Regions from separate parts of the Homo sapiens genome. Here region 2 is linked to region 1. Evidence: chromatin contacts called from ENCODE Hi-C or POLR2A ChIA-PET data. All regions are on one chromosome and are shown on one strand. The core of a region is the stretch at or near the end of the contact, and the rest is flanking DNA. Distances in the headings are between cores, read along the strand shown. Region 1 overlaps IGF2BP2 (insulin like growth factor 2 mRNA binding protein 2). Region 2 holds the start of IGF2BP2-AS1 (IGF2BP2 antisense RNA 1).

Region 1 (3,983 bases), core at 860-3,359:
TTAATGCTTTTATCCTAGGAAGTCAGGAAAAACTCTGCATACCTATCCTAAGGCACTTCCTCATTAGCTGAATGGCAAGTATTTTTAGCCTAGTGAAAACCAGCGGAGAAGAAAGCATTAGGGACTTACGTTAACAGCCAGCATATCATTTTCAAAGGCCTCACGCAGCTTCTTCATAATCTCTATCTCAGCACTGGCACAGGCCTCAACTGTGCCCTTCACAGTGATGGTTCTTTCCGGGTTGTATATGCTCAAATCCTGCAAACTGACCCATGAGAAGAAAAGAGAAATTTTGTTTTCAACGGGAAAAATAAAATGCCCAAAAAATAAAAAAATCACAAACAAGTTTTGGCGGAGAGAGAGAAGACTCAATTCCCTCCCAACACACTGTGGTGGAGAATCCCTGCCATCTTATTTCAAATCTTACCAGTGATTTAGATCACATCCATAGTGAAAAATGTCTACCTGGTAAGTATTTATGTATTTTTTTAAAAGATGATGGAGATAATTGCATCACTTATGATTATATTCCCATTTTAGGGAAAAGTAGATGAATGAACTAGACGTATCGAAATGCTCAGGTGTTCCATTATTGGGCATGAGTAATCTGAGTAAGTGGCTTACGATGAGATTGTTATCTTGGTCCCTGTTTCATGTTCAATTTTCTTCAAATTTCTGCCTTCTTTTCCAATCAGTCTTCCAACCAAGCCATTGTGTGCCAAGATTTTCAGAGGAATCTCTTCGGCTCTAAAAGAGACAAGCAGCAAGTTAACACTTCAGATACGTATAACGGTTGTCTCCCAAAAACCATTACCTTGCTTTTTTCTTATAAATGGAAGTCATTTTGTTCAGGTACCAAGTGATGATGGGATTTGGGAGAGGTCAGGTCCCTCACCGACCCCAGTTCATGAATTTTGATTAACATAAGCCAAACCATGGTAATTCTACTCCCTCGTAGTAGCTGGTTGGAAGTGGATCCATGAGGCTGATCTGGCCAATGAGGGTATTACAAGAACTCTATTGGGTGAAGAATGTTCTCCTTGCTCTTAAAAAAAGGTACAAGGGAGAGTGACGTTAGCAAGATGGCAGACTAGGAAGCCACAGGTCTCTTTCCCCCTCACACACACCTCAAATTAACAAGAGATAGACCAGAACACCTCTGTGAGAACTCTAAAGATCAGCTGAGAAGCTATAATATGAAGTCCGCTGTAAACTAAAGAGGAATTCCAGGCCGGGCGCCGTGGTTCACGCCTGTAATTTCAGCACTTTGGGAGGCCAAGGTGGGCAATCGCCTAAGCCCGAGAGTTCAAGACCAGCCTCGGCAACATACTGAAACACTGTCCTTACTAAAAACACAAAATTAGCCAGGCATAGTGGTGCATACCTGTAGTCCTAGCTACTTGGGAGGCTGAGGTGGGACTGCTTGAGCCAGGGAGGCCAAAGCTACAGTGAACCATGATCACACACTTCTGCACTCCAGCCTGGGCTACAGAGCAAGACCCTGTCTAAAAACAACAACTATATATATATATATATATTTACTGGAGATATATATATATGGAGATGTATATATATATATATTTACTGGAGATATATATATATATGGAGATATATATTTACTGGAAATATATATATATTTACTGGAGATATATATATATGGAGATATACACTTACTGGAGATATATATATATATTTACTGGATATATATATATGGAGATGTATATATATTTACTGGAGATATATATATGAGATATATATTTACTGGAGAGAGAGACATATATATATGGAGATATATATACATATGGAGATACATATATATGGAGATATATATATATGGAGAGATTATATATATGGAGAGAGATATATATATATATGGAGATATATATATATATATATATATATAGAGAGAGAGAGAGAGAGAGAGAGAGAGAGAGAGAGAGATGTATATATATCCAGTAAAAAAGGTAAGAACATTCAGTGTTTTCAAGGCCCCACCCGCTACATGGCATACTGAAGAGCAAAGGGGAGGAAACCCTAAAGGCTGGGCTCCTCCTTTGGGACAGAAACAAAGACTGGATTATGCATACAACATTTTGGCTTGTCTGGAAGGTGCCAGAAAAACTGGTTTTTGTGTCACTGACTCAGAGCACTGAAGGATCAGCATTAGAGTTCAGAAGCTGCTGAAAACAGAGGCAAGCAGCATTTAAGAACTGCAGTTCTACAGTCAGACACCAGAGGGATCAAGAGATTAGAAAAGGTTTGAGAGGTCCTAGAACCTCTAGCTAGGCTGATTTCAGGTCTTCCACTGCCCAAAGCCAGTACACAGAGACTGTGAGAGGTGGTTGTTTTTTCAAATGCCCAAATCCCAACAAAAAAACTTACTAGGCATACAAAGAAACAGAGAAGCATGACCCAATCAAGGGACCAAAATAAAACTCCAAATACTGACTCTAAAGAACACAGATCTACATGCTCCCTGACCAGTAATTAAAAATAATTGTAAAGATGCTCAATGAACTAAACAAGAACACAGACAGACAACTAAATAAAGTCAGAAAAATTATGCATGAACAAAATGAGAATATCAACAAAGAGACAGAAACTATAAGAAAGAACCTAACAAATTCTGGAGCTGAAAAATACAATTGAACAGAAAAATTTGTTAAAGGAGTTCAACAGCAGATTTGACCAGACAGAGGAAAGGACCAGCAAATTTGAATGTAGATCATTTGAAATCTTCAAGTTAGAGGATTAAAATAAATAAATACAGTGAAGAGAGCCTAGGGACCTATGAGACATGCCAAGTAGATCAATATAAGCATAATGGGAATCCCAGAAAGAGAAGAGGGAACAAAGGGGCATAGAGCTTTATTTGAAGAAGTAATGGCTGAAAGGTTCCCAAATATGAGGAACAAAATGTACATACAAATCAAAAAATTTAAAGAACTCCAACTGGGACAAATCCACAGAAAACCACACTGACACACATTATAATCAAACTGTCTAAAGTCAAAGATAGAGTATCTTCAAAGTGGCAAGAGAAAAGCAATTGTGACATACAAAGGAGCTTCCGTAACACTATCTGCAGATTTCTTAGCAGAAACTTTGCAGGCCAGAAGGGAGTGGGATGATATATTTGAAGTGCTGAAAGAAACTGCCAACCAAGGACACCATGTGTGGTAAAACTGTCCTTCAAAAACAAAGGAGAAATTAAGATTCCCAGATAAATAAAAACTGAGGGACTTTATTACCACTTGACAAGCTCTACAAAAAATGCTGAATTCTCTTAATTTTCCTTGTGCTGCTGATTTCTGGTTTCATTCCATTGTGATCAGAAAAGATACTTTGTAGTATAATTTCAATCTTCTTGAATTTTTTAAGATTTGTTTTGTATGTTCTCTCTCCTGGAGAGTTCCACATGCATTTGAGAAGAACGTATATTCTGCCATTGTTGGGTGGAATGTTCTTGTATGTCTGTTGGTCTATAGTGTTGTTCCAATTCTATTTCCTTATTGTTCTTCTGTCTAGTAGTTTTATCCATTATTGAAAGTAGGGCACTTAAGTTTCCTACTGTTATCATGTTGCTAATTATTTCTCCCTTCAGCTCTTTCAAAGTTGACTTCACATGTTTAGAACTCTGAGGTTTGGTGTGTACATATTTATAATTGTTGTATCTCCTTGGTGAATTGTTCCTTTAACATTGTATAACGTCCCTCTTTGTCTCTCGTAACAGTTTTGTTTTTAGTCTATTCATCTGATAATAGTATAGCTACTCCTCCTCTCTTGTGGTTACCATTTGCATGGAGTATCTTTTTCCATCTTTTTACTTTCAGCCTATATGTGTCCTTATATCTAAAAGGAGTCTCTTGTAGGCCACATACAGTTAGATCCTGTTTTTAATCCATTTAGCCAAGAATGGGGAGTTTAATTCATTTGCACTTAAAAGTAATTACTGATAGGGAAGGACTTACTTTTGTCATTTT
Region 2 (3,983 bases), core at 663-3,162, 36 kb after region 1:
TAGTGACATGTGCACCGCAGTCTCTCAGTGAACCTGATGAATGAATGAACATGACAGGGTTAACATCTCTGGTGCTTAAACACAGAATTCCTTCCAGCGGCTGATTCACACTATCTTCTGAGTTCTGTGTCCTACAAAGACAATGAACAGCATCTGTCTCGGTTCCTGAGTTTTCATCACTTCCTGAGTTTTCATCGCTTCCTCTCAAGACAGCACCATTAGCTGAGCAGGCTCCAGCAGGACCCACCAGCAGAGAGGTGCACATGGGAGTCAATACCTGAAGTGAATAACGGTGAACGACCTACCTGGCTCAGCAGGTGGCCACAGGCAGTCCCCGCTACCACAGCTTCAAATTCCTTTTCCTACCTCTTTTTCCTTCCCTGGACGCAGCCCAGGAGTGCCTCCTACTTTCAGGACCTTTCCTTGCCTAGAGCCTTGTCCTTAGCAGCATGATTGAGAGAAGGAAGAGAGCTGAGTAGGTGCCCTCTCCTTTGCTGTTCACAGGGTCCCAGTCACCATGGTAGATAAGCTCCTGCCCTCTCCTCTCACTTGGCTTTCATCAAGCCCCAGGATTATGAGAAAGTACTCCACAAACTGCAAACTCTACAAACACCAAACTCCCCTTTCCCAGCTTTGGTCCTGATGTGCTCAGGAGAGTTGGTGCCTGGTTTTCCCATGAAATGTGAATGAATCTGGCAACTAATTAGAAGGCATGACCTGGAGCCAGCACTGAATCAGGAGAGAAACTATTAAAGTTATACAGAGTCACCTGTAGATTCAGCTAAAGACCTAGTTCAGGATGGTTTCAGAAGCTGAGAAGTGCAACTGTCAAACCAACAGATTATGCTTATTTTTTATTTAATAGCACCCTGATTACCATACTTACTAAGAATACCTTTTTTCCTTGGTGTGAAATGTAAAATTTGCAATAATCAATCATAAATACTTATGAAAATGCAAACATTTTTATTTACTAGTGTCTATAAGCAAAGAAAAAGCCTTGATTTCCTAGGGAACAATGACGTAAGAAAAAATACAAATTTTAAATATATTCCCTAGATTTTCTAACACCATAATTCTCCCCACTCCTAATAAAACATTTTATTGTTACCAAAGGCTGCCATTATTCCAACACAATAGAGAAGCAGAGTGAGAGATATGCCAAGTGGGAACTGGAGATACGAATTTGAATCCCAGCTCTACCACGATGCTGAGTCAGTCATTCAACCTCTCTAATGCCTCAGCCATGAGACAGAGAAGATTCTTTCTAAATCTATGATTTACCTCATTTTGACAGCAAAACAGAACTGTTGCAAGGAGAAGGTAAGGAGCAGAAAGAAGAGGTATCCCACATGGACCTTAGGCTACAAATAGATGCTGAATTTTGGAAAAAAAAAAACAATAATCTCAACAAATCTTGAATTTTGTTTGGGTCACAATTTTTAACATCCCAATAAATAAGTTAGGTGACAAACTCCACTGTATTTTATAATTGGATGGCTTACAAATCAAAAAACAATGGGTTTGTGACTCTACTTGTGTCATGACCCTACAGCCTCCATTTACCCATTTCTTCCCTCTCCTAAAACAGGAAGCTTTACGCTTACACTTTCATTACTGCCAGGATACTCTTGTACAATATCTGGTGTCCAGATTTTGAAAGTATAAGGTTATTTCATGAAATTTACTATGAACAGAATAGAGGGTGTTGCATAGCCTGCCCTACAGATATGTATGTGTGTGTGTGTGTGTGTGTGTGTGTGCAAGAGACATATATGTGTGTGTGTGTGTCTTGGTGTAATACTGTGAATGAGAAGACCAGAACTGCACCCAAGGAACTGTACCACTGTCATAAACCACCAGGTCAAAGTTCACATTTTCACTGCATAGAAACAGAACTCTGGCCCATAACTCAGATGTTGGTTAATTAGTAATATAGGGATACTCCACTTGTTATTGCGACTTTGATCTAAACAGCTCTGTAAAGCCCATTTTCACATTTTTAAAATAATATGCTTTAGCAGCAGGTGAGGAAAACTTAAGGCATGGCACATTTATTGGAAAAGCAGCAGTGGGCGGCTTGGTTTAATGGCAACACCACTAGATAACTGTCTAAGGCCCTTTCCAGATCCAATGGTCAAGGTAACAGGTAAGTAAGATAGACTCCAAAGGCAGGGGTTTGAGGGGAGTGGGGAGTGCTGGTGAGACATCAGAATGAAAATTGTTTATTTCACATGGAGCTCTTTCTCGTTATTTTTAACATTGCGATTCTGTGGATCTCAGCAAATCTGAACAGCTATATCTACCACTCAACTGGTATATTTGAAATAAATTTATATTTTAGAAGTAAGTGCTACATACTCTTTTTCATTTTCTTTTGAGATGGACTCCTGCTCTGTTGCCCAGGCTGGAGTGCAGTGGCGCAATCTCAGCTCACTGAAACCTCCACCTCCTGGGTTCAAGTGATTCTCCTGCCTCAGCCTCCTGAGTAGCTGGGATTACAGGCACCCACCACCACACCCGGCTAATTTTTGTGTTTTTAGTAGAGATGGGGTTTCACCATGTTGGCCAGGCTGGTCTTGAACTCCTGACCTCAGGTGATCCGCCCATCTTGGCCTCCCAAAGTGCTGGGATTACAGGCGTGAGCCACCACGTCTAGCCCAAGTACTGTATATTCTTTGCACAAAATTCAAAATGTACCAAAGAATAGAATAGAAAAATTCTCTCTTCTACATCTATACTTCAGTCCTCCAGGTCCCATTACTCATTTTTTAAAAATCCTTCCCGTGTAGTCTATACATAAGCATATATGAATACATTCCTTTTTTTTTTTACCCAAACACAAACATTAATGCTCTGTATATGCATTTTTTCACTTAGTATAGGGTAGTATTATTCTTTTTGACAGCTGTATAATATTCAGTTTTATGAATGTACCATAATTAAACTGGTCTTCTACTGATGGACACAAGATGTTTCTAATCTTTTGCTGTTTCCAAAAAGTAAGTAAATGCTGCAATGAATATCTATTCATCTATCATCTAGCTATCCATCCATCCATCCATCTCACTTTGCACGTGTGAGCATATCTTGGAAGATAAACTCCTAGAAGTGAAATCCTAAAAGTGGAACAGTTATTGGGCTGTGCATTTGTAACATCAACACACAGTGCAATGCTGATTTCCCCATGTATCTGAAACATGGGAGCTGAAAACATGGAGCTATCAAACTTTTGATTTCTGCCCATCCATAGGTGAAAAATACTATCTTGTTTGCATTTTAATTACAAATGAGGGTGATCATTTTTCATATATTAAAGAACCTATGGTTAGGTGCAGTGGCTCACACCTCTAATCCCAGCACTTTGGGAGGCCAAGTCGAGAGGATTGCTTGAGCCCAGAAGTTTGAGCCCAGCCTAGGCAACGTAGCAAGACTCCATCCCTATCAAAAAGCAAAGCAACCAACCTATCCCATCCCATTCACTCTGGGAAACTTCACAGAATTCTTCCTTGCTTTTTCTCAGTATTCAGGCAGGTGACTATTGGCTTTCTTAATTTCATTTCACTTATTCCACAGACCCTTACCAAGCATTTACTATGTTAGATACCAGAAAGACAGCATGAACCACCTGCTCCCAACCAGGAGGCTAGTGGGCAGGGAGTGCACCTCACATGCCGCACTGCCAAGGGACAAGCCTGCACCATGATGGAGGGTGCCTGAGGGGCAAGACAGACAGGAGGGGAAACCTGGCAAGGAACCAGGGGGAGGCAACACCTTAGCAACGCTCTGAGGAATGGAAGGCAGAATACGCCAATGGGAAAAGTGAGAGCATAGAGGGGTCGGGAAAGATATTCTAAGGGAATGAGGCACACAAAGGCATGGCAGCCAGAACAGGAATTTGAGGAATCTCAAGTCCTCTGATTTGAGAGGAGCAGAGAATGCTTCCAAGGAAAGGCAAGAGAGCAGGCTGGACAGGCTGGCAA

Evidence for each region. Hi-C counts contacts between places; a loop is a spot of excess contacts on that map. ChIA-PET counts read pairs that join two places held with the same protein, here RNA polymerase II (POLR2A). Pooled maps may share reads with other maps.
Region 2: a map of Calu3 shows a loop between it and region 1 (2.1-fold over the local background). The contact joins the promoter of IGF2BP2-AS1 here to the enhancer-like site in region 1. A Hi-C loop is called at or near these places in 10 of 168 maps with a recorded cell type or tissue (CD14-positive monocyte, Caco-2, Calu3 and 6 more) and 3 of 50 pooled maps. POLR2A ChIA-PET finds 5 or more read pairs at or near these places in 9 of 52 experiments (Caco-2, HEK293, MCF 10A and 6 more).

The regions. Positions count from the first base shown.
Region 1 is chr3:185,675,167-185,679,149 of GRCh38, forward strand. IGF2BP2 (insulin like growth factor 2 mRNA binding protein 2) reads right to left here. Exons shown (of 16, transcript NM_006548.6): 8 at 625-747; 9 at 130-265. Among named protein-coding and RNA genes, the nearest start is that of IGF2BP2-AS1, 36 kb to the right of the region's middle. Within about 2 kb of position 2,110, at least 2 of the 41 ENCODE cell types and tissues checked have a DNase peak (open chromatin) inside an H3K27ac peak, as active enhancers do; they include PC-3, where a contact is called at or near this core.
Region 2 is chr3:185,711,340-185,715,322 of GRCh38, forward strand. IGF2BP2-AS1 (IGF2BP2 antisense RNA 1) reads left to right here and starts at 1,913. Exons shown (of 8, transcript NR_126326.1): 1 at 1,913-2,149. The region is part of intron 2 of IGF2BP2 (insulin like growth factor 2 mRNA binding protein 2); the gene reads right to left.